2 separate regions of the Homo sapiens genome follow, and region 2 is linked to region 1. Evidence: chromatin loops called from intact Hi-C (ENCODE). Cell type or tissue: HepG2. All regions are shown on one strand. Each heading gives the region's core, and the rest is flanking DNA. Links, peaks and the distances in the headings are about the cores only. Region 1 has its middle 46 kb from the start of ROBO2. Region 2 has its middle 96 kb from the start of ROBO2.

Evidence for each region. A loop is a pair of places that touch in the nucleus more often than their neighbours do. Peaks named below come from ENCODE experiments on the same cell type or tissue, not always from the same donor. Only the 100,000 strongest peaks of a DNase experiment are listed, where the experiment ranks them.
Region 2: a loop joins it to region 1, with 2.7 times the contacts of the local background. A loop is called at or near these places in 1 of 110 quality-filtered maps.

Annotation. Positions count from the first base shown.
Region 1 is chr3:76,986,063-77,001,891 of GRCh38, forward strand. It overlaps a transcript of ROBO2 not described here. Among named protein-coding and RNA genes, the nearest start is that of ROBO2, 46 kb to the right of the region's middle. RefSeq lists a silencer at 2,143-2,343 and an enhancer at 4,436-4,937. In HepG2, for the core only: no CTCF peak of the experiment used is centred there; no DNase peak of the experiment used is centred there.
Region 2 is chr3:76,936,442-76,952,270 of GRCh38, forward strand. It overlaps a transcript of ROBO2 not described here. Among named protein-coding and RNA genes, the nearest start is that of ROBO2, 96 kb to the right of the region's middle. In HepG2, for the core only: no CTCF peak of the experiment used is centred there; a DNase peak (open chromatin) is centred at 6,820.

The DNA of each region.
Region 1 (15,829 bases), core at 2,650-10,649:
ATTTATATTTTTGAAACTTCATATGTTATGTGTATTTTGGCACTGTTTCATTTCTTATACCATCACAATAGAAAAGCTGCACTGTTTCTTAATTAATCAAATGGTTCCAAGTACTAAAAGGCAAAATATCTATTTAAATGTCTTGCTATATAGTACGCATTGATCGATACAATTTATAAAAATCTAAGTTACATAATGTAGAATATTTATCTTTAGGGCTGTTTACTATTGATCAAAATTCTGAGGAGTTACCTCTGCTTTAAAAATTTTTATTACTGCTTTTAAGATGTAGGTCAAATTCTAGGTTCTAGAACATAGCTTTGTTTGGAATCTATAAAACATGAGTTTCACCAAAAATATATATATTTTTAGGTAAACACAGGTAACCGTGTCTTAATTTCCTATTACTCATTGCCAGAATGCCCAAGAACATACTAATGTTCTATTATAAATTAAAGTTCTTGACTTTCAGGGGGGAAAGTTATATTATTTTGTAATTATCACCAAAATAACTTAAGAATATTACAATTTTTAAAAAACAGATTCTTTTTTGAAATATTATAAAATTAATCTGTACATGTGCAAAAATAGTAATTATTGCCAACACTAGGAAAATGGAAATGTAATTCATGTATAATCACCACTAGAAAAATATGAAATAAAGTATGGAATTGTGCTTGGTTGTGGTATTTGTATTATAATATGGAACTGACTATGCTATTAGCAAATTTTATATTACATGCGTATACATAATTAACCTTCATCTTTAATTGATATCTATTATTAAAATCGATAGGGAATATAATAAGTAAACCCCTAGGCTGAGACAAGATACAACAAACAGCTAGAAAGACCATGCCAAATTAAGGCACAGTGAATTCCACACTAACTAAAATGAACGTGACATTATAAAAAACGGATGTCACATCTTATTGACAATAAAAGTGCCAAAAGCATGCATATTAGATTAGAGCTCAGCTAATTGGAGGATGTGGGATGTTTGAAGTACAGTAAAAGAAGCAGGCGCTAATCTCTGTCGTGATACGCCACGCCACCACTACTTGAAATTCCGTTGGGCAATATTAATTCTAGCAGAGGTCTGAGCTACTAATAAATGAGGCAAATTGAGTCAATTACTAATTTCATGCTTTTATGATTTGGGGTTTAGCTAGATAATATCTGCAATTTAATACACTGCCCTCTAGAGATCTCGGCCTTTTACAAAGAACATGCTTTCTCAGACCTATTTGCACTGTTCATTTTGTTTCAGTTCCACACTGCCGTGTAGTGGGGGGGAGGGAATCATGCGTCACAGTGTTATTTTCTTTCTTAATGCTCCATGTGCGACTTCCCTTTGATTGAAATCTTCATCAGGGTTTAGAGCTGAATTCCTTGCTTCTAGCAGTATTCACTTGGTCCTATTTCTCTTTTGGGAACAGTAGTCACAAAATATAACTCAAAACCTATGTAGCAATGTATTTTACTGGGATATTGCAAAGGACTTTATGCCATCAATAATTCATGCACTTCTAAAAAATTAGCCTGATCTTCCACGTTTTTAAAAAGGCAGCTTAAAAAAAAGCCAGTGATATTTTATGTTCAAATCAGTAATTTTAAATTTGTTTCTTTAATACCCCCTTTCAAAACGACCCATCAGTTCTCATAGATTTTTTGTACCACCACTGATTACCACACTAATTTGTGGATAAATAAGCATTTCCTTGGGAATAGTTTAAAGTTCTCCAAATAATTAACTTCATTTTGTTTACGAGAATTTTTTTTTGCATGGCAAACACCTAAAAATGAAGTGTATTATTAATATTTTTAAAGTTTAACTCTGTCACGTAAAGATAATGTCAAATTTAAAATTAAGTGATATTAAAATAATCTATAAAGATCATTTGTCATGATATATGCTTTTATTTTTGAAAATTAGACATTTCTTACTGTTAAAATACATGTATATAAGCTAACTTTATTTGGTAATTAAAAGGTAATTACGAGACAAAATAAAATATTATGCAACCAATTTACTGATATGAGCATTACACCATTGTTCATCTTATAACCTGTTAGAAAAGTAGATTTTTAAAATAATCAGTTGATGTACTCATTTTTATTAACCCTAAAGGTAAGGCTTTTTTGCAGTTCCACCAAGGGCCAAATAAAAATATACTGTAAATCATGTCTTCCCAGCTGTGGTTAACCTGATTAGAAAGAGGTCAGTAGGGGAATGGATGGTTGCCAAAAACCCTCTTTGGTCAGGTCTCCACCACCAAAGTGAAGTAGTAAATTGAGAATTGAACAATTAGGTGAATAAGTCAGGCTAAAAAGCACTTTCCAATGAGCTCTATCAATAATTTATATAACTTGTATTGTGGGAGTTTGGGCTGTAATCAAGGTCAGAAATCTAGAAGAGAGTGCTCCTATTTTCTCTATATGTAGAAATGTAGAAGACAGTACTCTTATTTTCTCCATCTGTCAGTCCTTCCTTTGGTTCATCCTCCTTTCATTTCCTTACCTTTTCTTTACCTTTCTCTGAGTTATTTTGATAAGTGTCTTTATTTCCACTTCAATTTGCTGGTGTTGGCCTGACTTTTAATACCACTGTTATTCCCAGTAGATTAATTTTCTTTGTTTCAGTAGAACTGAGACATTAATGCCTCTGATCCTTTGCTCTGAAAACAAAGCCTAAAACAACTTCCTTTCTGAACTGCAGTTTGTGCTTCGAGACATTAAGATCAAGAAGTGAATATGTATTTTCAAAATCGAGTATCAAACTACAGAAGTGTTTACCTCAGCCCTGCCCTGATGCTGCACATTTAAAGACCTACTCCAAAGAGAAGCTTCAAATTGTTCCAATGTGCTATTTAGAAAAATAATTTATATTAAGGTATATAATAAAATATGCTATAAATCACAGTTTGTAGAAGAAACATTTGTCCTGTATTTTCATATGTATTATCTCCCTAAACACCTTCTTAACATGATAATTAAACACTTGCTGAGTATCAATACTTTTGCATTCTTATCTATACTGATCAACAAAATTGGTAGTTTGGTAATAGGGGAAGAAACTCATTTAACATGAAACTGTTAAAATATTAGAAAGGTAAGTTTCATAGAGTAGACAGTAATAGGAAATATTTATGGTGAATGTAATATAAATTTGACATTTGTAAGCACTTTGCATGGGATATTATAGCCACTTACCGATTAGGAAAGTGAGGCTCAGAAAAGCTACATAAACTGATGAATGAAACAGAGCAGACAAGGAATACATTTTGAATCTGTGCAGGCTGATTCTGCTCTTAATCACCCTATTATGGTCTAATGAGCATAAACTATACATAATATGATAATAAAAGTATGTAATTTTCATTTCCCATTATAGTCTCTGTAAGTAGTTTGGGGTGTTTTTTAAACTTCTAAGTTTAAAAAACATTTAAACTTAGAAGACAACATTTGAGATGAAATATTTGTAACTAACCGCCGGGTTCTTAGGATGACATTTGAAAAAAATAAAAAGATAATAGATTATTATGCTAGAGCAACAAAATTTAATTTAAATCATTATACTGTGTTTGGAGAAGGTTTTCTCCTATGTGCTCTAATTTTTCACCCTATTACATTTCCATATTTCAGTAAGACTGGGTATTTATTATAAGAAAACTGATATAAGACTAGAGAGAAATCTGGCAGGATATTTGGGACAAAGCAGTTCAACAAGTTATAATGACAGGTGAAATAAAATTTTCTTATATAGTTTGTCTGTGTGTATGTGTGTGTCCACAGGCCCATACACATGTGGGCATGCATGAACAGGGGCATAGTTGTGTTTCTTTTACACTTAAAAGGTTGATTATTCACTTTTGTTGCTCCTGAATCCTATTATTAGCATTAAACCTAGGGCTTTAATTCATGTTTTAGACCTTGAGATCTAATAGATCTCAGTATGGTAAGATGATTATTTTCCTTTCAAACTCCAGTAACTTGTATTATGAAAGCTATTGAAAAATTATTTTTCTACTCTCTTCTATTCTTTTAAAAATTAAAATAAAATGAAAAACTAAAATGCAGAATTTTAGGGTAGCTATTACAAACTCAGTGGGATTCATCACGATGTATTTTCTTCATCTCTTTCAAAATGACTGTTCTGAAAACCTTAGCTTTTCTTAGCTGGTCTTTCTTCAACTTAACCAGATAGCTTTCCTGCCTACCTATTTCCAGTTAGAACATATGGGCACAGTTACATATTACATATGCAAAATCATTAATAACAAAAACAAAACATATAAAATCACAAAGTTTCTATCATTTAAATTTTTTCATGACTCTAGTTAGGAAATCAACATATTAAAGTTAGTAAATACTAGCTCTACCTAATGTTGACAGTTTTTTAAAAAAACCTTGATATTCAGAATATAATTTGCTGCTATTCACATTACTGAATAACAGCCATTGGAACTGTTACAGTAGATAGCTAGTCAGACATGAGCAGAGCAGGAGAGGGCTCCCTCTGGCCCCCCAACACACGCCAAGAATGTTAGGGACCATCAGGTGATGGTCATGCAGTTGTTAACTATCTCTCTAAAATAGTAATTGGTTGCAGCCAGCGCTAGGGAAAGGAAAGGCAGTCTCCCCATATATAGGAAAAACCTGAAACTGGTGATCAGCAGCTTCCTGATGAGATCTCAGGAGTTGGGTGAATGGGCTCAAGCATGCATATCAAGAGGCAAAACGGTGAGTTTAACTGGTATGTGACCTTCTAGGGACATTCGGCTGGTAAGGGAAGAATATCTCAAGTGAGCATGCATACAGCTCCAGTAAACACACTGAACAGGCTCCCCTCCCAAGTGCTGGCGGGCCAAGCAGGCAGCCCACCCCAACGGAAGAATTAGGGGAGAAGGGTAGCAAGACCCCAGAAGCATGCCAACTTGTAAAACCCAGGTCAGAAGGTCAAACTGGTCACTTGTCTTTCAAGTTGCCCACTTGGCCCTCTTCCAAGTGTACTTAACTTTCTTTTCATTCTGGCTGTAAAGCTTTTTAGTAAACTTTCACGACGGCTCTAAAACTTGACCTGGTCTCTTCTGCCTTATGCTGCTCAGTAAAATTCTCTCTTCTGAGGAGGGAAGAATTGAGCTTGCTGCAGACATGTATGCAGACCCTTATGGATTCGCCACTGGTAAAAAATACTTAGTTATTTTTACCTATAGGTGATGATGGCTAAAGAGTTAAGTCAAACTATTGTGTAATATGCTGTATTGCAACATTCTAAACTACTAAATTATGAGTAATTCACCTAAATGCAATATCATCGCACAGTATGCATTGTTTTCTAGTTTTCACTTTCTGTGTGTAGTCTGAAGTCATTAATACCAATTACAATGAAATGTTGCTCATATATCTACAACCACTATCAGCTCAGATCTCTGTGCTTGTGCAAGGGAGTTGTATAAGTCATGGTTCCACAACGCTGTTGTGTGTTGTTTTGCTTTTTATCACGGGATTCATTAAGTTTTGAGGACTTTCATTACGTTTTGAAGAGATAATAAGTTGATAATTCAAAGAAAAAGTATTCTTTACCATAGAAAATCTAGATAAAGCCCTAATGTTAGATTAACATATTATGCTTTTGATGTGTTGTGCATAGCATGAATATCCTGACATTTATTGATTTGCAATAAGAAACCAAGTGAATACATTGTTAGTGGGAGTAGAAAGGCTTCAACTATCAGAGAAAATAGAGTGTGGCAGAGTTCAAAAACCTCTGAATTTGTGTTTTGCATTCCAGTAAGGCTATTGACCCCAGCTTGGAGGACATATATCCTCAAATGCAGGGTTATCTGAAAAGCCTTTAATCAGATAGTCACTCTGGTATACATATGGGACACTGTAGAAATGTAAAGGAGCTGCCCCTTATAAATTTCTATGACCAAATAGAACTTCTAGTTCTTCAGTGTGGATGCTTGCTTTTGTTCTGAATGTGAAATGTATGCCACCCAGAACATAGACCTTGTTCCAAGAAAATTTACTATCCTGTAGTATAAGCATAACACATTGTTAGAAAAAGAGTCCTTTCTAACAGAGTTACCAAAGAACTATTTATTGTACACTAAAACTAAGTCAGAAAAGGGCAGATAACTGGAGAAAACATGAGACTCATGGCAGCAGTGTGTTTTCATTCTTAGGACATATATCTCCAAATACCCTTGCATTTCCTATCAACCATTCTATAGAAGCTATCTATATCCATGTATTACTATATATATATATATATATATATATATATATATATATATATATAAATTTAGCTTTTGTAAAAAAAAAGTATATGCATATTTAAAGCTCTACTCTTCTAAGTGACAGTTACACATCAGTTACCATTACTGAAATACATCTCTAAAGAAGACTTAATGCCACCCTGGTAAAAATAGCAGTGGGTTATTGAAGATCGCACATTCTGAGTTCTCACTCCGTAATTTCGTGAGAAAAAAAATCATGCACTTGGACCAATTTTTCATGGGAGAGAATTATATGAAATGTTGGCATAACGTCAATTTTTTCCTAAAAATAAGAATTTTTTTTTTCTATATGAAGGGCCTGATGTCCCTGTTGCTGAACAGAAATCTATCTTCCCCTGCCATAGGTAGCATCTGAGTCACAAGAAATGGTATAGCTTGAGGTCTAGTCTTTCAGTTTTTGAGACCCATTTTCTACCACAGTCATTCTAAAACATAAAAAGTCAAAGTTTTACTTTTTTAATTTTTTTTGAGATGGAGTCTCACTCTGTCATCCAGGCTGCAGTGCAGTGGCAAAATCCTGGCTCACTGCAGCCTCCACCTGCCGGGTTCAAGTGATTCTCCTGCCTCAGCCTTCTGAATAACTGGGATTACAGGCACTCACCATCGCGCCTGGACAATTTTTGTGTTTTTAGTAGAGATGATGTTTCACCATGTTTGCCAGGCTGGTCTCAAACTCCTGACCTCAAGTGAGCCACCTGCCTCAGCCTCCCAAAGTGCTGGGATAACAGGCATGAGCCACTGTGCCCAGCCTAAAATCTCGAAAGTTTTTAAGCTAGAAGAAAAAAAGTTTCAAGAAAAATAAAAGCATCCTTGATTTCAAAGCTTCTGACTTACAGTCAATCTCCTGTTGATCAATTTTTGTCTCATCTTCTAAGAAGAGTTACTAGTAACATTTGAGTCTATTATTGTTTAAAAAATAATAAAATGTAAACATCACTCTTAGCAACTCTTGTCTTGAAAAGTGAAGGAATAAAGAGTTTGTGAAATTCAAATGTATCTTAGAGGAAATGATCCCCAAAGTCACATACAAATTATTCAAAATAAATCTTTGTTTGTTCTAGATCACTATCCCCAAAATGTCTTCATTCATATCATAATTTTTTAATATTATTTTGATATAGTGCTTGAAATTCTTCCAAGTAAAGATTGGTTTGGTTAATGGCCTCCTTTAAAAAAACAAATGCAGGTATCTCCCTTGAATCTTGTTAAAAGGCTTTCAGTCACTCATAGGTAAGTGTGAATTGTTTAGTTAGCGTGTTTCCATCCTAACGGCTCTACTCAAACAGGAAGAAGAAAAGGAAAGTTACATACCATACTTTGATGGGAAGGGGTCCTGAGACTTCTTTAGTCCTTAAAATAAGGGACCAAATATGAGAAAACATGAGACCCATGGGAGTTATGTGTTTTCAGTCTTAGGATATTTATCTCCAAATACCCATGCATTTCCTGTCAACCATTCTATAGAAACTATCTATACCCATGTAGTACTATATATTTTTTTAACTTTAGCTTTTGTAAAAAAAAAAAACAAAACATTGTAAGAATAGTTAAAGCTCTACTCTTCTAAATGACAGCTACACATCAGTTACCATTACTGAAATATGTCTCTGAAGAAGACTTAATGCCACCCTGGTAAAAATAGCAGTGGGTTATTGAGGATCACACATTCTGAGTTCTCACTCCGTAATTTGGTGAGAAAAAAAACAAAGATGTGCTTTTTTTGTTTTTTTTTTTTGTTGTTTTAAAGCTGGTAAATGAGTGCACAAGGCTATCTGCATATATTGTTAAATGTTAGCTTTGAACAACCCTGTTCAAGAAAAGGAGAAAATATCTTTCACTTGCTGTGCCATGTATCCAACAACAATCAAAACTAGGAATTTAGACTTGTTCCATTAGTAACATACTTTAGCTACATTAATGATCACATAGGACTTTGTGTACTGGCTTGTGAACTTGATTATTTCTAATGCTGTTTCTACGGGAAAGCACATGTTGAGTCCTCACATACAAACTTTAAACTTTTTACTGCATTGGGAAAGTTGGAAACTGCTTTTATTGGTTACTCTTTTCTTTGCTAATTATAAGTGATTTACTCTGAAATGATTGCAATGAGCAAACAGAATAACAACAGTGTAATAATAATAAAACATTTGTCTTCTAATTTTCTCTGAAATCATAATCAGAAGAATGGTTAATGACTGATTCAGGATAGCAAGTAAGAAATTCTTATTTGTTTTTTTAGCAAATCTTTACTGAAGGCATATTATGCTCCAGATAGTGTGCAAAGCTCTATATACACAGTGCTTAAAAATAGGTGGACAAGATACCTGTTCTTGGAGAAATTACAGTTTTGTGAAATTATATCTTGAGTTCTCCTGGAAAAATGTATGTTAATATTTTGGGCTTACCCTTCCATAAACCACAGATGTGCTAGAATCTTCTGCATTTCACCAACAACTAAATGAAATGTTACAAGAAGCAATATAATAAAAACATATCAAAGTTGGAAAAACCTTATGTTAATATTGTTACTTTTTTCATTAATTTGGAATTAGGAATAATTTGAGCATAGATTTACTTTTTTTTTTCTTTTTTATTATACTTTAAGTTCTAGGGTACATGTGCACAACGTGCAGGTTTGTTACATAGGTATACATGTCCCATGCTGGTTTGCTGCACCCATCAACTTATTATTTACATTAGGTATTTCTCCTAATGCTATCCCTCCCCAAGACCCCCCACCCCCAACAGGCCCCAGTGTGTGATGTCCCCCTTCCTGTGTCCAAGTGTTCTCATTGTTCAATTCCCACCTATGAGTGAGAATATGCGGTGTTTGGTTTTCTGTCTTTGTGATAGTTTGCTGAGAATGATGGTTTCCAGCTTCATCCATGACCCTACAAAGGACATTAACTCATCCTTTTTTATGGCTGCATAGTATTCCATGGTGTATATGTGCCACAATTTTCTTAATCCAGTCTATCATTGATGGACATTTGGGTGGGTTCCAAGTCTTTGCTATTGTGAATAGTGCTGCAATAAACATACGCGTGCATGTGTCTTTACAGCAGCATGTTTTATAATCCTTTGAGTATATACCCAGTAATGGGATGGCTGGGTCAAATGGTATTTCTAGTTCTAGATCACTGAGGAATCGCCACACTGACTTCCACAATGGTTGAACTAGTTTACAGTCCCACCAACAGTGTAAAAGTGTTCCTATTTCTCCACATCCTCTCCAGCACCTGTTGTTTCCTGACTTTTTAATGATCACCATTCTAACTGGTATGAGATGGTATCTCATTGTGGTTTTGATTTGTATTTCTCTGATGGCCAGTGATGATGAGCATTTTTTCATGTGTCTTTTGGCTGCATAAATGTCTTCTTTTGAGAAGTGTCTGTTCATATCGTTTGCCCACTTTTTGATGGGGTTGTTTGTTTTTTTCTTGTAAATTTGTTTGAGTGCATTGTAGATTCTGGGTATTAGCCCTTTGTCAGATGAGTAGATTGCAAACATTTTCTCCCATTCTGTAGGTTGCCTGTTCACTCTGATGGTAGTTTCTTTTGCTGTGCAGAAGCTCTTTAGTTTAATTAGATCCCATCTGTCAATTTTGGCTTTTGTTGCCATTGCTTTTGGTGTTTTAGACATGAAGTCCTTGCCCATGCCTATGTCCTGAATGGTATTGCCTAGGTTTTCTTTTAGGGATTTTATGGTTTTAGGTCTAACATTTAAGTCTTTAATCCATCTTGAATTAATTTTTGTATAAGGTGTAAGGAAGGGATCCAGTTTCAGCTTTCTACATATGGCTAGCCAGTTTTCCCAGCACCATTTATTAAATAGGGAATCCTTTCCCCATTTCTTGTTTTTGTCAGGTGTGTCAAAGATCAGATAGTTGTAGACATGTGGCATTATTTCTGAGGGCTCTGTTCTGTCCCATTGGTCTATATCTCTGTTTTGGTACCAGTACCATGCTGTTTTGGTTACTGTAGCCTTGTAGTATTGTTTGAAGTCAGGTAGCTTGATGCCTCCAGCTTTGTTCTTTTGGCTTAGGACTGACTTGGCAATGTGGGCTCTTTTTTGGTTCCATATGAACTTTAAAGTAGTTTTTTCCAATTCTGTGATGAAAGTCATTGGTAGCTTGATGGGGATGGCATTGAATCTATAAATTACCTTGGACGGTATGGCTATTTTCATGGTATTGATTCTTCCTACCCCTGAGCATGGAATGTTCTTCCATTTGTTTGTATCCTCTTTTTTTCATTGAGCAGTGGTTTTGTCCCATCAGCCATTTTAAATTCAAACTGAACTTCTTTTAATGTCCAGTACATTCTTACCAAGTCGAGTACATTCTTACCAAGTATTTTCATTCTAAACTATGGTGGATTTTGAAAGAGAGTTTAACAAAGTAAACTAGTCCTTCCTTAGTTTATTCTACTAATTGTGCAAAATTATTCTATTTTGGTGGCTTCTGGGTCTGATGTTACTGCATGATTAAGTAAAGCATTGCTGACAGTGTCCCCTATCATTATTAACTGATACACAATCTAATATGTGTCTGCCAGTTTGTCTGCCCCAGTATTACAGATCTGCTTATTGTCTTCTTGTGTATAAGTTAATGAGATGAGTAAAAAGAAGTATTAAGACATAATTAGTGTGTGCTAGATATTTAATTTGTATCCCTTCTTCTGCTTATTCTGAGATAAATTATTTCAGTATTTTAAAATCCCATAGTTATATGCTACTCCATATTTTACAGAAAGTTTTGTTTTAGGTAGTATTAAATAGAAATAATTGTTTTTGTTTTTAGTATGCATGAAAAACACAAATCACAACATTTTAATCTATATTGCTCACTTTAATCAATACTTTTTATATATGTGACCATATGTGTTAAAGCATTTTAAATTGATCTGATAGTAGATGGATATTTGATCTGATAGTAGATGGATAATGTTATACCTTACAATGAATTTCTATTTCTCCTATTATTATATTTCTCCTGTTGAGTGATAGTGCTTATTGAACAGTATAATATGTGAAGTCAGTTGTGGGGTCTAATGTTCTTTTACATTTTTATCAATGACTCTGCTCACTAATTGACAGCATGATCCTTCCGTATGATGCTAAATTAGAAGAGTTCCCTAATATCTTCGAACACATGGGCAAAGTCTGAAATGGTTTTCAAAGATTAGAGAAGAGTTTTATGAAAGCAATGTAATTATTGTGTTACAAGTGAAAAGAAATACCAATAGTGTAAAAAGTAAGAGAAAGACCAGATCAAGAGTGACATGAGAGAGAAGATCGTATAAGTTGAGCTTCTGATGTCTCAGTTTTACATAATGTATCCTCACTGGGCATATCACTTAGTTTTTGCTGCATAAGTATTGACAACAAAACAAAACGATTTTATTTTGCTTACGAAGCTGTGGATCTGCAGTTTGGTTGTTCTGATCTAGGCAGGGCTTGCTGTTGTATTGCAGCAGTTGCCATGTCAGCTGGGAAATGGCCCAAAATGACCTCAGAGGGAGGGCTTAGCTCAGCCCCATATGCTTTCCCATCATCTAGGAAACTAGCCAGAGCTTGTTCACATTTTGGTGCAGGATTCCAACAGGGAGCACAAAAGAACATAAATCCTCTTGAGTCATGGGCTCAGAACAGTTCAACATCACTTGCACTGTATTCTATTGGCCAAAGCAAGCCACAAGACCAGCTCAGAATCCAGGGTGGAGAGAATCTATCTCTTCATGGAAGATTCTACAATGTTCTGTGGTCAGTTTTACAACCTGACACAGTACATAGTTATTATACTGGCCTACATATTAGGGAGCATTGATTGTTGCTTACTTTTGGAGGACAAATTGATTGATACTTGCGTTCATCTATTATAATAGATAATGGAGATAAGGACATATCACAGATACTGAAGATGAGAAGAACATTGAAAAGAAAATAAAAGCTAGATTGTGTAAAACATTAACCCAAGAAAGAGAGGGAGAAAGAGAGAAGTTGAAAGTACTTTCAAGAAATATGGACCAAAAATTTAAAGACAAAGGTCCTAGTCTCAGGTCATATTCACAATGTTTAACATACATACTTTATAGAATTTCAAGAAACTTCCACATACATTTAATCCTTACATGACAAAAATAACATACATGTAATACTCATAATAGTAAGACAAATATTATTACTCAACAATTTATAGCTATGGAAACTGAGGCTCATAACATACCGTGTGTAATAGTTACTTTAAACAAAATGGTATTTCCTTTTAGGGAAAAAGTTATACAGGTAATTGAGTACAAAAACCCTTCACATCGTGATATTCTCAAGTGAGTGCACAACTAGCCTATGACTAATTTTCACGCCTGGGGGAATTTGGTGATTGATGAAGCCTATGTGCTGGCAATTCTCTGGAAAGGTTGAATTAAGTCCACCTTCTCACACACACTGCAGACAGGCTTGCCAAGTATATTGAGGGTGTAAGCCTGATCATAGGAAACATTTTTATTTGCTTAGTAAAACACTTTTTAATGGATCTTAATATTCATATCTACTTACTGAAGCAGACCCAGCAAGGCTTCAACTTAGAAGTATTTAATTAACTATAGCTCAAATTAATATTTATATACAAAATCAATGAAACTACATTAATGTTCATACTGGCTTTCTCCCAAATTAGTCCAAATCCACAGGTCTTCTGTGCTGTGTATTCAGGCTTTCTGCTTGGAGTGATGATGTGCTTACAGAATACATTTTCAATTATCTACTGAGAGAAGAGAAGTTTTCCTTTTTTTTTTAACTGTAAAATGAGTAATGATCTTGAACACCTATTAATAAGTAAATAGATTGTGGAATGAACTCTTGTTTCTTTACTCAGACTCAGGATTAGTACTGTCACCTACAGCCTGGGTGGTTTAGAATCTGACCATAAGTAAGAGAGGGCACTCAAGGTTATTACGAAATAAAAGCGATAACCCCCTTGTAGATAGGTAACTGGGGTTACCTATAAATCCCTTACTCCAGATAATAGTTTTCTTTACCTTGAAGAGAAAAATATCCAACATGCCTGCTGTTATTTACACTGTTTTTTGAACCTATGTCTTTACAACAGAACAGAGTCAAATTCTTTTGGTGTAGGACTCCTTGTTAAAATAACATTACACAGTTTAGAAATGTCAATCATGTTTTATCCCCTGGAGAAACTGTATTCCAGCTAATGGTATTCATTCTAGTCATAATTACAGAAATTTCAGTTCTTGACTAAATACAGAAAAGACCCACAATTTAGCAAGAAATGTGTGTCAAGACTGATAACATGCATGAGGAAGGAGACCTTGGGGTTTGTATAAAATACATTTTTCAAGAGTTGTATGCTTTCTGCCACTGTTGAGGCTCCTAAGGCAGGCCTTATTCCGCCGTGCTGATTTTCATCTTTGTAAGTAGGTACTTTCCAATTTAGTATAGAAACATATATACCTTTGTGTTCTTTGTCTGTTTCATGTGTTGTTTTTCTTAAAAATTGGTAAAGTTGAAGATATGGATAAATTTTCATTGCTTTTGTATCCTCCTGCAACTAGCACAATACATGATATATAGCAGGTGTTCACCACATGCTTCCTGGTAAATTTCTGGCTCTCTGCACTCTTTTGCTCCCAACATTTCCAGAGTTATTTTGTTCCTCCTTTATATTACACTTCAACCTGAGTCGAGATGACCTGATTAATGTCCAGAGAGAAAAGGAAAAAAGAACCAGGTCCTGATTTTGGCCAAAAATACTCCCCAAGACCTATAAGAACATTCCCCTTGGAAATAGACCACTGAGGAAGTTATTTCGCTCATGTGCTGTGATGAGATGTACATGGACTCTATAAACCTGAGTGATTCCCGTATATCTGCACATATACCTGGTAGGTCAGTGAAGGTCTTTGGGTCCTATAAGAATCATTAAAACAGCAAATATTAACTGCTAAGCACCCAATAGATCCACACCCTGCCTCCAGAGCTTCCCCTTTGCCAGCCTCTCAGTCTGGATGCTTCTCCCTCAGTTTATCTCCTTATTCAAGGCCCTGCATCTCCTGTTAAGTTCCAACTAGTCTAAGCATCTGCTACTTATTTCAGGCAGAGTGGTTATTCCTTCTTCTGAACTTTCTCAATATTTATGTTTACAAACACCCATTAGAAACTTATTTATAGGTAGCTGGCATTTTCATGACTTTTTTTCTAAGCATGGCTTCTTCAAATGTCTTAAAAATCCCTGAAGACAGAGATAGTGTCTTACATGTCTTTGTGTGCAAAGTTCCTAAGACAGAGCTTTGAATCTAGCAAGTACTTGGTAAACATTTTGAATGATAATACCTATTGAAGAAAGTTATTTTGAATATAAGAAAGTGGAATGGGGGTAGAAATGCATATATAAACTGATAGTAAAAGAAATAAATAAAAAATACCTTTCACATCTAAAGTGCTTTTTAGTTTAACAGTGTGTTCACAGATGCTACCTCATTTGTTACACACATTTATAAAATCTGAATAATAAAATGCTTTAGATACAGAGGTAATTTCCAAAACATGACATGACATGCTATGAGTCTTAACGCATCCAGTTTAGCACCATATATTTAAGAGCCACGGTGACGTTTTTCAAGTTTACCCAACAGCCATCATTTGCGTGCCTGCTAAATTTCTAGATACAAGCACCAACTCTAAAACGGTGAATGTTGGTTTCACCTAAGAACAAAGAAGCAACAGTATAGTTCCACTTCTTTCTCCCTCTAAAATTATGTTGCATAAATGAAATCTGATACCGTACTTTGAGGAAAATAGGGCAGGAACAGAGCTATTACTTTAAAGCAGACGCATTTTCAAGGAGAAATCCAAATTGGAATGTCAGCTAATGCCAGTAGTATCAGAGTTTTGGCTGCAAAACCATCAGTTTACGGACTTATTAACAGTTCATAAAATGTGTGGCATTCTTCTGGTTCTTGTCACTGGTCAACATATGCTCTAAATTTACAACAGACTGAAACACAATTTCATCGGTATTAAAAATAGTTGTGAGTATCACAATAGAAATATCACAAACCACAGCAGAAATATGATGCTTATTCAAAGAACAGCAGATCTTTTCACATATGGTCAGTGATGGACAACTCTGCCAACACATGAACAGGGGGGTTTGAGAGGGGATTTTGAAGGGGGATTTCTAAATGATGAAAATTGTAACTTCTCCATTTCATAAACATCATCCTGTTTCAAATCTATGATTCTTCTAGACTAGAATTCCAAATGGGCTAATGGTGCCAAGATTCTCTATGTGTGGGCAAGCTCTTCCTCATAATATCAAACTCAAACAGTAATGACATCATGAACATCCTTCTAATCCTTAATAAGCTAACAATTCTAGAACTATACATGAAGTTGTTCTTTTATTTTTGCTCCAAAAAACTTTCTGCTTAATATATTATGTTGCCCATGTGTGTGACCATCTGCTTAGAATGTGAGCTGATCAATGTGAAGGATCCTA
Region 2 (15,829 bases), core at 3,318-11,317, 49 kb before region 1:
AAGATTTTGTATGCAGCAACTTCAAGGCAGTAAATGAAAATGTAAGGGTGGACAGCGTTGCTCCTCCAAGTCAGGGAAGGTGTGACCTGAAGGATTTATGAGGTATTAAAAGCAAGGACTGATAAATTAATTATTTGTGGGAGCCAACACATTACAATTACCACTAACATGTTAACCTTAGTAGGTTTTCTTTATAAATACACATGTTTACTATATATAAATGTTTCCAGATATGCAATTGGGATCATTCTTATAACACTGATTGAGAAACTGGTTCTAAGAATTCATTTTATTCACAACAGCAGTGGATATTTTTAGACTACAGAGTAATTGCATTTTGAGTCTTTAACTCAATTTTACTTTATTACATTCTGCCTTTAACCTTAGTTCCTTTTGTTAATTGAAACACCTAGTTAAATATATACATTCTTATGAAGACATTTGTTTCTGAACTGGTTGTTGGAAACATTATTCCTAGAAAATTACTTAGGATGTCACAGAGTATTAAAATGAAGACTAGCGTCTAAATTAACTAGCACATTTTATGTAGTGTTCATTGATTCTACAAACTGGTACTCATTATTGACCTACCCCTCCTTATCCTCAATCTACTCACATTAATTGAGTCTCCATTTTCTTGCTTGTACTTAGTAAACACCACAAGTGAAGGTGGGGTGAGAGATGAGCTACTTTTGTCACGTTTAATCTTTGTAACGAAGTAAAACTTAGTGGCATCTAAATTATATGGCTGTCCATAGAAGGGCTAGGTCATTTTACCATTATATAATTATAAATATCTGATTCAAATGTCTACCTTACATGTGCCAGATCTGTGGCATGCTATGCTACCTTTTAAATGTTATGAGAAAAGCTTTGCAAAATAGAGAAATAACTTCCAGGGTTTTTGTTTTTTTTAATCTGATGCCATAAAAATTTACTGGAATAATATCAAGATGTATCCTTCTAGTTATTTACCCATGTATTTTTATCACAGCTATAATCAGAGTCTATTATGATTTTGTATTTTGTTATTTGTTTTCACTTAAGTATATTCTTTTTCTTATGTAATTTATTAGTCTGATTAGAAAAACAATGCATGCATCTTAAAATAAAGAAAAGCCAATAAAATAAAATAGTAATCTATAATCACATCTGCCAAAGAAAACTATCTTTGCATATGTGATGTTGGGTCAGTGCAAAAATAATTGTGCTTTTTGGCCATTTGCACCAATTTACATCAAACTGAATATAAAACTCTGCATTTTAACCTAAGCATTTTTAGACATTGTTTCAATCAATGCATATCCATGTAATAAATTTGGAATATTCAACTTTGTGGATGTAATAGTATTTATTTATACTGAATTCAGTTCTTCAAAGTTATGCATAAAGCTGGATGGCCATCATTGTACACACAGTGTTACCGTACCCTCTACCTACCCATACGTATTCGGGAATATTCACTTAGAACCGTATCTTGTTCTGTTTGGAATATTAACAAATCCAAACTAGGATTCAAGTAAAACACCAGCATGGCACTGGGTGCAGTTAGGTAAGAATACTGGAAATATCATGGAACTCATAGGTGGGAATTACGGACGGGCCTCAGAGAACAAGCACCTGGCAACTAGTCAGTAATCAAGAAAACATTTCTTTCTATAAGGCTGGTTTCTTTGGCAGGCCGAGGCGGGCAGATCACGAGGTTAAGAGATTAAGACCATCCTAGCCACCGTGGTGAAACCCGTCTCTACTGAAAATACAAAATTTAGCTGAGTGAGGTGGTGTCACCTGTAGTCCCAGCTACTCGGGAGGCTGAGGCAGGGGATCGCTTGAACCCGGGAGGCGGACGCTGCAGTGAGCCGAGACTGTGCTTCTGCACTCCAGCCTGGAGACAGAGCAAGACTCCGTCCCCCACCTACCCCCCCCAAAAAAGGCTGCATATTGTCCCTCATCTCTGTATGTCTTTACTCCTACACTGGCCTGCTTCCCTCTTTATCTGATTCCTCTACTTGTTATTTTAGGGTAGAGCCCTACAAAACCCACCAACCTACTTTCTGCTTCTCTCTGGTGATCTGCTCTCTCTCTCTCTCTGAGCTTTTCCAATTCTAGAAATTGATAGAAGGCCAGCTCATAGTGAGACCACATGTACCACAGGTGGCTAGCCAGCTGCTCCTCTGGGTCTTGTTCAGAAAGGTTGGATCTATGGAGCTCAATCAGTGGACATCTCTGCACAAAAAAGCAGCCCCGGCCAGGCGCGGTGGCTCACACCCGTAATCCCAGCACTTTGGGAGGCCGAGGCGGGTGGATCCCCTGAGGTCGGGAGATAAAGATCAGCCTGACCAACATGGAGAAACCCCGTCTCTACTAAAAACACAAAAAATTAGCCGGGCGTGGTGGCGCATGCCTGTAATCCCAGCTACTGGGGAGGCTGAGGCAGGAGAATCGCTTAAACCCAAGAGGTGGAGGTTGCAGTGAGCTGAGATCACGCCATTGCACGCTAGCCTGGGCGACAAGAGCAAAACTCAGTCTCAAAAAAAAAAAAAAAAAAAAAAAAAGTAGCCCCACACTGTTTCTCTGGTTTCTCTGAATAGAAAACAATGTACAGAACATATTCAGCCAACAGAGAGGTGGGTAAGGCAGAAAATGGAAAGATAATATTTGTAATAGAATTGATATAATGAGTTACAGCTGCATGACTCTGAGTAAGATATGTTATGATGATAAAAATGAAGAAGAGAAAGGAATTGCCCCATACTTAGCATTAATAAGGTTTCAAAATATGTTTACTTTTCCACTCACTTTTCTTGAGGTTATTTAGCTATTTCTTGATAAATCTTCATGGTAACATATGTGAAAGCAGGCATGTTTATTCTCTGATTTGGTAGAATAAATTATCAAAATTCTGATTTTTAACATTGGTAAAACTGCTGATGAGTGAAACATTCTGATAAATGAAGACTTAATACCAGTGATGAGCTATAAGATTTCCTTCTTGTGAAATTTTCTTTTTCCTTCCAAAATTTAAAGGCTTGTGAACAAAAAGCAGAGGTTTAAATCCCCTCTTCTAAGCCAGGCGCAGTGGCTCACACCTGTAATCCCAGCACTTTGGGAGGCTGAGGTGGGGGTCAGAAGTTCGAGACCAGCCTGGACAACATGGTGAAACCTCATCTCTATTAAAAGAATGTACAAATTATTAGCCAGGCGTGGTGATGCATGCCTGTAATCTCAGCTTCTTGGGGAGCTGAGGCAAGAGAATTACTTGAACCCAGGAGACGGAGGTTGCAGTGAGCTGAGATTTTGCTGCTGCACTCAAGCCTGGGCCACGGAGCAAGATTCTATCTAAAAAAATAAGTAAATAAATCAATCAATCCCCTCTTCTCTTACCTTTATGCACCACAACTAGTTCTGCTAGTTCTGCAGTCCACTGAATCTGTTACTAGAACTATCTTTTAACCTTGTGTAAATTTCTGGATTGCTTTGTGTATCACTATTTAATTTGAAGGAAGAAAGGTGGCAGAGGAAGGACAAAGCAACAGGATTTTTTTTTTTTTTTTTTTTGAGACGGAGTCTCGCTGTGTCACCCAGGCTGGGGTGCGGTGGCGCTACCTCGGCTCACTGCAAGCTCCGCCTCCCGGGTTCACACCATTCTCCTGCCTCAGCCTCCCGAGTAGCTGGGAATACAGGCGCCCGCCACCACGCCCGGGTAATTTTTTTGTATTTTTAGTAGAGACGGGGTTTCACCGTGTTAGCCAGGATGGTCTCGATCTCTTGACCTCGTGATCCGCCTGCCTCGGCCTCCCAAAATGCTGGGATTACAGGCGTGAGCCACTGCGCCTCGCCGCAACAGGATATTTTTAAGCTGCCAAATATTAGAACTATAGACTTTTAAGTGTTTGTGATTTAGCACAATGTAGGATTGAATGGATTTTATCATGCAAATCTCATTGTTATTCTCAAATATTTTTACACTAGGGCCAACAAGGAATTGGCCAATAGCTACTTTCGTTCTCGATACAACAAAAAATCCATTTATCTGCCTGTTTCATTGAAATTACTGGATGTTTTACCAAAAGTGCTTTTTAAAATTGTATTCATTTTAAAATGCCCTTTCCTTGTCTTTCACGCTGACTCTAATTCGTCCCCAGATTACCACAATAGGCATCCATCGGCAGAGTTCCATCATCTCTGATTTGAAAGAGGTTTGAATGCCCTCAGTAACATTCCTGCAAAATAGTCCTTGATCTTACAACTGATCTCACTAACTCAATTCTGCTTCCTTTTGTACACTCTCCATTCCAACGGCTTTATTGCACAATGTATACATTTATCAAAACATCCCATTGTATCACATAAGTATGTACAATTATTGTGTGCCAATCCTAAATTTAAAAAGAAATTCATCTGCAGGCTGATGATATCAAAGTTTTCAGCTTTCATCTAAACTTTTTCTGAGTTTCAGGTCTGTATATCTAACTGCTTGCTTGACTTTGGCATTTGAATTTTTCAAAGCCGCCTCAAATGTAACGTATTTAAATTGAAGCCTTGATATTCCTGCCAAATATTTTCCACCTTTAACCTTTAGTCTGTTACTTCTCAGCAAATGATAACTTCACCCATTCTTTCCCCCAAAGTCTAAAGCTTAGGAGTTATCTTCAAAACATCCCTCACCACCATCACTAAATCCTGTCAATTCACCCTCAAACTAGGTTTCAAATGATTGCATTTTTTTTGATGGATTCTTTCATCTCCTTATTTCAAGACAACCTTCCTTTCACTTGAATTACTCCAGTAGCTGTTTACTTGGCTTCCTTGCTTCTGTGCTTGTCCACTTGTAATATTTTATTTTCACAACTAATAAAGGGGGAATTTTAAATATAAATTTGTTAATTCATCACTGCATTTTAAATCATTTCAAATGTTTTATTATTATTATATATTAAATGTTTAGAGTATACCCCACTATAATACAAATTCTTCACCTAGACTCACAAGGTCCTTCACCCTCTGACCCTTGCCTTCCTCTCTAGGACAATATTTTGCAACTTTCTCCCTACCTCTCAAGGCTTCAGCTACACTAGTCTTCATTCTGCCAAATTATTTTAAAACTGAGTCATCGTGCATGTTGATGCATGATGTACAATTATTACGTACCAATCATCGGAAGGCTCCATGTCTTATGCAGCTAACTTTTGAATTGTGTTACAGTCTGTGTAGTAGATACAATAATGCCTTATACCCAGTAACTTTCCCTTTCAAAACACTTATCTCTTTGGGATGATTGTGTCTCTCTCCCTCACTTGTCTGCAATTTTTAGGAGAATTTCGCTAGAGCACCAGAACTTGATCACTGCTGTGGTTACCGGAACATAATCCAAGGCCTGATGCATAGTAATTTCCTAGTAAATTTACTTTGACTGACCAGAGAAACTTAAAAATTCATGTTTTTAAGTTGGAGAATAAGATCGTATCTGATTAAGAAAGTGAATTCTCTTAGCCTATAAACCACAAGTGATTAGTAAATAAGTATTAAATGAATGATACTTAAAATTATATAAAAGAAACAGTGTGACTTACCTATAATAAATGTTAAAGTCTTCCAGAAAGATCCTGCTACCTGTTTTATTTCCAAAAGTTACAGCAAGTATTGTGATATGAAATTCATATATGTGAAGAATTTCTTAGATTATTATATAGAAAATGTATAGTTACTTAGAAATGGGAGATTTAAACTGTTCAGTAGTTTGTACTTTAAACTTCCTCCTGTTGAAACTCACTGATTTGTTTTCCTTTTCATCTTTCAATCCAGCAGCTCCAACTTTGACATTTTTATCACCCCAGTGGAATGCCTGGTTTTCATTTGCAAAGCACACCTCACTTTTACAAGTGAAGCATCATGGACTAAGTAGAACATGCGAATCTAACAACCAGCCTCCTTTATTGTTTTGACTCCGTATTTCCATAGACCTGGTTTTCTCTTAAAATAAATTGTGTTGTGTAAGTAAAGCCTGTCTGCTGAACTTGCTTATAATTTTTTGCTTGGGAAGCACCACTGATGTTTGAAGAGTGTTGGCCTCACTTATCAACATGCTGATGACAGCTGCTCGTGGAAAAGCAGAAGCTCATATATGCCTGGGGATGCTTTTCTACACTCTTAGGTTGGCTATATACACTCATATCCTTGACTGTAGGGAAAAGGCAGAATGGAAACCTCTCATTGTAGCCTAGAGAAAGTGCTGGTCTCAGGAAGACCGGAAGTCTAATTTTAATTCTGATTCCAACTACTATTGCCTCTTTGACATTGAACACTTCACTGATTTCTCCATTTCAGTTCCCTTAACTGTAAAATATGGGGTTGGTCTGGGTGGACTCCAGATCTCTTTCAACTCTCACTTTCTATTACTCTAATTTTCCAACTCCTAACTGAAAAAAACAATAATATTATTGAATACTATGTTATACTTTATTAACTTATGTTGAGCACCAAACTGTGGCTAGAGGTCATACTCCTGTTCATTTAGACTTGTAAGATTTATGCGTTTATTATTATTATTTTAACCTATCAAAAATATTGTGTAGAGAAATAGACTTTAGAACAATGTTTCTCCTCCAATGTTCACCTAACGTCATGTGAGTACTTCAGCTAAGTATGGAGAGGTAGGAAATTTATTTTAATATGTTCATCACAAAATAAGTTCTCAAATTAACTTTTCCATTTCTTCAGTGGGTTGACTTTGAGTTGGTCCTTTCTAGGAAATCAGTATCATTGCTTGTTGAAAGAGCTACCTCAGAGGACTGGCATTTGCGCTGGGGAATTCCCTTCCATGAGCCTCTGACCCCCTTTATCTTGAGTTGTTACATACCACTCGTTGCTATCTGTTAGTAGTTGTGTCCCCAGACCTGGCTAGAAAAATTAAAAAGAAACAAAACTCTTCTTGTTTATTATTAAGGTTGCCATTCACCTATAATTGTTCTTCTGGTATTTCAGCCTGCCTTTAATGATCTCAAACTTCCCAGAGTGAACTTTTGAATTAGTTCTTTGAAGAAGGCAGAAAAATACATGTTTCTGTAAAACATATTGGAAAGAACCACTTAATACGATTGCTTCTTTGTAAATGAAGTTAATTACCAAACTAGAAAATAGTGACTATATTTTATAAGTGGATTTTGCACAACAAATTTTGTTAACCAAAACACGTATTCATAGTTAAGTATAGTCCTATTACCAGAAGGAAAAACAGAAAAGCCACTGTTTGTATCAGTACTTTTTTTTTCTACTGGTTCCTTGAAAAGTCATAGTTGTTTAACCAAGGTTTAGGTTAGTTTTCTTTCTTTCGCCATTACAATACACTTTGTCTTACTGCGTGCCAAATATTGTTTGGTGATAGATATACTGTGTCATTTACTCTTCAGAGGAATCTGGAGAACAGGAAAGTATAACCTCTAATTTACAAATGAGGAGGAAACGGAAGCTATGGTAATGTGACTAATAAATTATACAATGATTCAAGCTGGGCTTATTTATCTAATTCAAAGTTGTTTATTTTTCTCTTTAAAATGTAGCTTGGACTAATTAAATAGAAACTTTGGTAAATTTATAGAAAGTTAAAATAGTTATGTTTAAACACTTAGTCTTAAAGTTTCAATACATCAACAATTTAACTGTTAAAGACTTTTTCCAATTAAAAGGTCTGTTTATGTTAAACTCCCAATTGTATTATTGTGAATAATAACTTCTACAATGAGTCATTGAAAAAAACAACACTTTTTAAAATATTTTGTATACATACTACAATCCTATACTGGCAAGTTATCACAAATTTTTCAAGTCCAAATAAAAAAGATTACACTCAAAACAAAATTAAATAACACATTGTATTTATTTTAATCAACAAGGAGAAATATTTGGTATTTCAAAAATAAACTGTTCTCAAACCTTTCACTCCACACTACCCAGAATAAATAAAACACAATTTTCTTGGCTTTACAAAAAAAAATTGAAATTGCAGTTTTATAAATCCACAGGTATTGTAATTCTGAGTTAAATCCTGGAAAATTGTAGCCATCAATTGAAAACATGTTATGTTTTAAGAAACTGAAACAGGAAAGGGAAAATATAAAATTCAGTTACATAGTTGTTTTTGTTATTTTCTTCCCTACATTGCTTTCAAAACTAGCAAATAGGATATTCTTAGGGCAACATGAAATTGGAGCTAATGATCTTAATATTTTTGAATGGCCATGCATAAAGCTTAGACAGTTATATAAAAGGAGAGATTATCTTCTAATGGTTGACTATGTATAGCAAATTCCTGAAATTAGAATTATCAGAATTGTAACAGCTGATATGCACATTGTAAGGTAAGATGGACAGATTAAAGATGGCCACGTATTCTTTAACCTTCCTGCCAGCAGGTCCTGTGGCCCTCCCCTTGAATCTGAGAGGTGCTGTGATGGCTTTTTTTTTTTTAGACGGAGTCTCGCTCTGTTGCCCAGGCTGGAGTTCAGTGGCGCGATCTCAGCTCACTGCAAACTCTGCCTCCCGGGTTCACGCCATTCTCCTGCCTCAGCCTCCCGAGTAGCTGGGACTACAGGCGCCCGCCACCACGCCCGGCTAATTTTTTGTACTTTTAGTAGAGACGGGGTTTCACTGTGTTAGCCAGGATGGTCTGGATCTCCTGACCTCGTGATCCGCCCGCCTCCGCCTCCCAATGTGCTGGCTTTTAACAGCAGAATATGGTAGAAGAGATGATAGAAATGGCAGAAGCGCCAGTTTAGGGTCCTAGGTCCTAAGAAATCAGAAGTATTTTGCGCATAATAAGCATTTAATGAATGTTAATTATTAATTTTATTATTGATGTCGCTCTCACTATAACATGAAAAAAGAAACAAACATCCAACTTGCCAGCTCTTTAATTCTTCTTAGGAAATCAGAGTTGGAGCCTAGGGCATTCCACTAAAATTTAGGGCATTTGTTAGGATATGAATAAATGCTTGGAGTGATTGACTTTCTTACTTCTGTTGATTTATAGTTTTTATCCCATTTTGAAAAATTTTAGCCAGTTTTCTTTGCATGTGTTTTCTTCCCCACCCCAAACACACCTCCTTCTTTGAGAAACTTTAATGACAGGTGTATCAGGGTGTATCAGTCCATTTGAAGTCGTTTCACCGCTCACTGATACAATTAGTTGTTTAATACTTTTTCCTTCTGTGTTTTATTTCGAATAAATTTTAACTGCCATGTCCTCAAGGTCACTAATCATTTTTCAGCAATTTCTTATTGGCCATTATTGCCATCTCACATATGAGACATTTTACCTCTGCAAGTTCCATTTGGTCTTCTTGTTTATATCTGTCATGACTATATTTAGCATCTCCTATCTTTCCTCTGGCTTTTGAACATATTGGATATAGTTATTATGACTGCTTTAATATCTTCATATCCTAAGTCTATTATCCGTATTATTTTTGGGTTGCTTTTGATTGGTGGATTTTTTGGAACTCATTATGGGCTGTCTTTTTCTGCTTTTGTTGCATGCCTTTTAATAGTTTATTGAATGGCAAATTTTACCTTTTTTAGCTGCTGGATATTTTTGTAGTCGTATAAATATTCTTAAGCTGTGTTCTGAGATACGGTTCCTTAGAAATAACTTGCTACTTTTTGGTCTTGCTTTTAAACTTTGTTAGTCAGAACTAGAACACTGTTTAGTGTACGGCAAAGTTTTGCCTGAGTAAAACAAAGTTCTGAGTAGTCATCAGAATATGCCTTGAATTATGAGGTTTTATGCACTGACCAGCCATATAATAACTATCCCCAGTCTTGTCTGATCTCCAAAGATTAGTTTTCCTTTAATCCATTTAGGTGGTTCTCTGTCCAGGGGTGGGGATTTTCTCACACACGTACTGATTACCACTCAGTTGATTACTTGAAAAGGACCCTGTGTAGGGCTCCCAGATTCTCTCTCTAACTCTGTTTTTTTGTTGTTGTTTGTTTTTTGTTTGTTTGTTTTATTTTTTTGAGATGGAGTCTTACTCTGTCGCCCAGGCTGGAGTGCAGTGGTGCTATCTCAGCTCACTACAACCTCTGCCTCCCAGGTTCAAGTGATTCTCTAGTCTCAGCCTCCGGAGTAGCTGGGATTACAGGCGCCCACCACGGCATCCGGCTAATTTTTGTATTTTTAGTAGGGATGAGGTTTCACCATGTTGGCCAGGCTGGTCTCGAACTCCTAACCTCAAGTGATCTGCCTGCCTCAGCCTCCGAAGATGTTGGGATTACAGACGTGAGCCACTGCGCCTGGCCTGGAATACATCCCTGAGAATCTTTTTCACTAACCTCCCCAAACTCCCAGTTCAATTTCCTCAATTTAGGGAGACTGCTGGGTTGCACCTGGATTACCCTGGATGTTTTGTAAGCTGCAAATTCTCTCCAGGCTGTAAGCCGGGGACAAAGATAGGGCTAATTTTATTTTATTTTTTTCCCATCTCCCAGGAAATTTTGTCTTTCTTTCCGTAATGTCCAATGTCTTGAAAATCATTCTTGTGTATATTTAGTCTAACGTTTTAATTGTTTCGGGTGGGAGAGTATGTCTAGTCACTGTTACTCCATCTTGGCTTGAAACAGAATTTGAAAACATATTCTTATCACTCAAAATCACAATATGCTAAACATTTCCACTTCTTTTACATGTACATTCATGTACTTAACTCGTTTTCCACAAATTAGGGGAAAATGAGGTTTACATTAGAATAATAGTCCCAGAAATAGTATCTATAAAAAATAAATATTATAATATATTTAACCCATCTATTTAGTACTTTAATTCTTTCTATAAAAAAACATTCAAACCAAATAAGATACCTCTAGAGGCCAGAATGTTATTTTTTTCTAAAAGAATTTCATTCTTTTTCAGAATAGTCTTGTTGGAACAAAGGTTTTCCTTTACATTGCAGCAAAATCTGTACTTCATTCTTCCTTGATTTACTATCTAGTGAAATTTAGAATAAAATATAAATGTTTCAGTACATGTCATCATTTAAAATTATTTAAGAGATTTTTCCTCCAACACGTTTTTTCTTAGTTAACAATTTCAAATGCCTGCAATCGATGACATATGACTGTTTTTTTCTTAGTTAACAATTTCAAATTCCTGCAATCGATGACATGTGACTGGTTTTTTCTTAGTTAACAATTTCAAATTCTTGCAATCGATGACATGTGACTGGTTTTTTCTTAGTTAACAATTTCAAATTCCTGCAATCGATGACATGGGACTGGTTTTTTTCTTAGTTAACAATTTCAAATTCCTGCAATCGATGACATGTGACTGGTTTTTTTGTTCTGTCGCCATTCTCATCTGAACGTACTACTTTTTACTTCAAGTTCTGATATTATTTTGTTGTTATTGCTGCTGTTGTTCTATTGACATGTTTAACCTCCCAAGATTAGAAATTATTCTATTTGTTTTATATTCAATATTGGCTTTTATTTTCCCACGTTTTTCCATTTCTGTGCTCGCCATTACTTACTGCATCTCAGAACGTCTGAATAGGATAATTTTCCTTTGTTTTTGAAGTATTCTCTTTAGAATTTCTTTTAGTGAGAGTCTAAGGATGGTTAACTCTCTCCATTTTAGGTTATCTGAAAAGCCCTTTATTTATCCCACATCCTGGAATGATAATTTAGGCAAACACAAAATTTTAAGTAGACTTCTAGCTTTATTATTCATGTTGAAAAGTAAAGAAAGTATAATTTTCACTCTTGGCAGAAAAGCTATATTTTCTCTCTTGCAATTATGCTGCTCTGCAGTTGGACTTTGATGTCTTTAGATATGAATTTGTTTTTAGTTTTCTTATTTGAGATTCATTTTTGTTTCCTGAATCCAAAGATTCATGACTGTTATCAATTAATGTTTTCTAACATTATCTTCCTCCTTCTTCACTATTTTTCCTAGTATTATAATAAAATATATGCTGAACCATTTTTCCTTCTTTTATTTTAACCATTCGTATTTTAATATCACTCATTGTCTTTCTGTGCTACATTGTCAGTAATTCTTTCAAATCTTCTGAAGTGGGACTTTGCTTTTTAGTTGTACTTAATCTGATGTTCCACCTCTCCATTGGGGCTATAATTATAATCTAATTTTTTTTTTTTTTTTTTTTTTTTGGAGACGGAGTCTCACCCTGTCACCCAGGCTGGATTTTGTGACTTCCCTTTTTAGTTGTACTTAATCTGATGTTCCAACCCCTCCACTGAGGCTATAATTATAATTTAATTTTTTTTTTTTGAGATGGAGTCTCATCCTGTTGCCAGGCTGGAGTGCAGTGGCGCGATCTTGGCTCAGTGCAACCCCCGCCTCCCAGGTTCAAGCGATTCTCTGCCTCAGCCTCCCAAGTAACTGGGATTACAGGTGCCCGCCACCACACCCGGCTAATTTTATATATATATATATATATATATATATATATATATTTTTTTTTTTTTTTTTTTTTTAGTAGAGATGGGGTTTCACCATGTTGGCCAAGCTGGTCTTGACCTCCTGACCTGAGGTGATCCACCCGCCTCGGCCTCCCAAAGTGCTGGGATTACAGGCGTGAGCCACCACGCCTGGCCATAATTTAAATTTTCATGTCTAATCTTTTTCATTTTTTGAGAGCCATGTTTCCCTACTTAATTTTTTTCCTTGTATTCCCCTAAATATTATAAATGTGCTTAGTTTATAGTAAATGTCACATAATTCCAATACCTGAAGCTCTTAAAGAGTTAATTCTGCCGTATGCTGTGTGCAGCTCTTATGCTGCCTTTTGTTTCTCTCATGTGTTTCTCAATTTTTTGTCAGAATCCTGCAAGTTGTAGGAATGAGTTTTTCCAGAAAATTCATTTTCTTCTAGCTGCATCCAGTCCCCAACCCATGCGGACTGTGTCAACAACTTTAGATTTATTTATCTTCTTGACTTATCCTGACTGAAGCAGGAAAAGTAAATTTGAACTCTAAACTCCATAGAGGATGTGAGTGTAACTATGAAATCTCAAATAGCCTTTTTTAAAAATATGCAGAATTCAAACCAAGTCCGACAGCCTTCTCCCCTATTTAAGGTGTCCAAGACCGAAGGGCTTCTCCCCTGTTTCCGGTGTCCACGTCCGACCGGCTTCTCCCCTATTTCCCGTGTCCACAGACTGGCTCTGCTTCTATCGTACTTGTTTACAAAGGGTTGAATCACTCACAGGTCCTGATTGTAATGGAACGAGCTTGTTTACCTCATGGTATTTAAGATCTGCCCCTTGCTCCCAAGATGTTTGTTAAAACAGGACACAGGCCAGGCACAGTGGTGCAGTCTATAGTCCCAGCTATTTAGGAGGTTGAGGAGGGAGTGTCATTGCTTGAGCACAGACCCAGGAGTTCAAGTCCAGTCTGGGCAACAAATCAAGCTTTGTATTTAATCTATCTATTTAATGCTTAATTCTTTCTGTAAGAACATATACAAGCAGTCATTCAACCTATATAAGATACATCTCATAAACCATCTCATTAGGATTAGCTGAACCTATTCTCTTTCTCTGTACAAGGTTAGAATGAGACATGCATTCTCAGCATTTCTCTTTTTGTGATGAAGTCTCCAAAGTCCCTGAAACTGTTTTGGTGAGCATCTTTTCTGAACCCTGGGATGCAGTTCACAGAGGCTGGAGAATTGAATGAATTAATACTGATAGGTGGTCTCTTTAAAATTTCCTAACACTGGGAGGATTACAATTTTTCATGTCAATATTTGTTCTACGGTGTTCAGTTTAAAGAGTGTAATATTTGTCACAGGTAAAGAAAATAGTAATTAGGGAATTCTCCATCCTTTCCAAAAGCGGAATCCTTTACCTCCTACTCAAAAAGTTTCTTCTTTCTCTAACAGAACACGATTAATCTTTATGTTACTTTGTCATTTTGTAAGCCTCAATTCAGATGGAGTGACACACTTATACATCAAACTCTCATTTTCTAGGACAGTCATTCTTATTCTGAAGCCATTTGTGATAAAATATTATTACTTATTTCCAGTCAATTATATATTTTATAAAATATGATAAGGTAAATTATTAGAAAATAATTGTGAGCTGGGAGATCACAGCCAGTTCAATTGCCATGAAGGGTTCTAAACAGTCTCCATTCCTGTACTCATTGTGGCACTGGTTCATGGATCACACTTTGAGTAAAAATGACAGGATACGCAGCTGTCTGACTACATCCTCCCTGGTTATAACAGACTCTAGAGTGTGCTTGCTTTTCATTGCCACTTTTTGCTTGTTTGTTTGTTTTTGAGACAGGTTCTCACTCTGTTGCCCAGGCTGGAGTGCAGTTGTGCAACCACAGCTCACTGCTGCCTGGACCTCCCAGGCTCAAGTGATCCTCCTACCTCAGTCTCCTGAGTAGCTGGGACTACAGGTGCACACCACCACACCGGGCTTAATTTTTGTATTTTTTGTAGAGAAATGGTTTCGCCATGTTTCCCAGGCTGGTCTGGAACTCCCAGGGTCAAGCAATTCTCCCTCCTTGGCCTTTTAAAGTGCTGGAATTACAGGCGTGAGCCCCTGCACCTGGCCCTCAGTGTCACTTTCTTAAGAATATGTCTTTACTTTGAATAGAGATTCATTTAGTCACTTCTTTCATAATACAATTTTCATCAAGGTGATGAAGGTCTAGAGAATTTATCAGCTTTGTAAGTATTCAGAAATTTTAAACCACCATTAACACTGTGCTTGGCCTCCATTCTCTACTGTGATCTGTAACCTATTTCTCTCCCCATTATTTAAGAACTAATGTTTGCTCCTAGAATTTGTAGTGTCTTTCCAACACATTTGTACTCTCTTTTCTGTGTGTGAACAAACACTCTGGTTATAACATCTTCTATCTAACGGATCTCTGTTTCTTTTAAAAAGTTGTGCTAACCTCACTCATCCCATTCCAATATTTAGCTTCATTCAACACTATCTTGATAATGTATTTGAAATTAGATTTACTTCCCTACATTACATATACCACCCTGTGGTAAAGGTCAATGTAACAAAAGTGAACTCAAAGTTATGGTGTATGTGTGTGTTTATTTATAGATTTACGTAAAGTTGAAAGAGAAAAAAGAAATATATTTTTAACTTCTTTCTGAACTTTTTAAAGTGTTATTTTTTTTAATGTTTCATATTATCATGCTTGCTTTCCCCCTTTGAACAGCAAGCATGTACGATATGTGTGTTGTATTCTTTTTCTTCCTTAATCAATTGTTTTCTTGTTAAAGACAGGTATCCTCTTAAAAAACATGTTCTACCCCGCCATGAGATTTGAGCTACTCCTAGACTGATATATACCATGCTCCAAAAATTCTCCCTGCTCTTACTGTTCACAAAGCCAACTGCTATATCTTCAGAGCTTTTTCTTGTTTCTAAAGCCCCAACCGTAGGCATACAGCCATTGATACTATGAAACTCCTGAGGTCTCCAATTATCTATTCAAGTTTTCAGGGAGAGCCCTTCCCCAGCTTTGTCTTGCAAGATGTAAAATGTATTTTTTCTCACACACAGTCCGTGACTACATATCTTTAGTAAATTGTATCCTGTGTTTTATTTTGCCAGTAATGTGTCCTTTTGAATCAGTGTAAGTCAGTAGCATGTGAGACTGATGACTTTCAGCAGACCTCCCATCCCATAGTAGATATATTCTCTGGAAACACAGCCTGCGTTCTGACTATGTCTGCTAATATTTTTTAAATCATCTGGTATAATAGATGGTTGCCAATGGACAAAAATAATTTCTGAATTAGGGCATGATAAAGCAACTCCTGCATTGTAACCT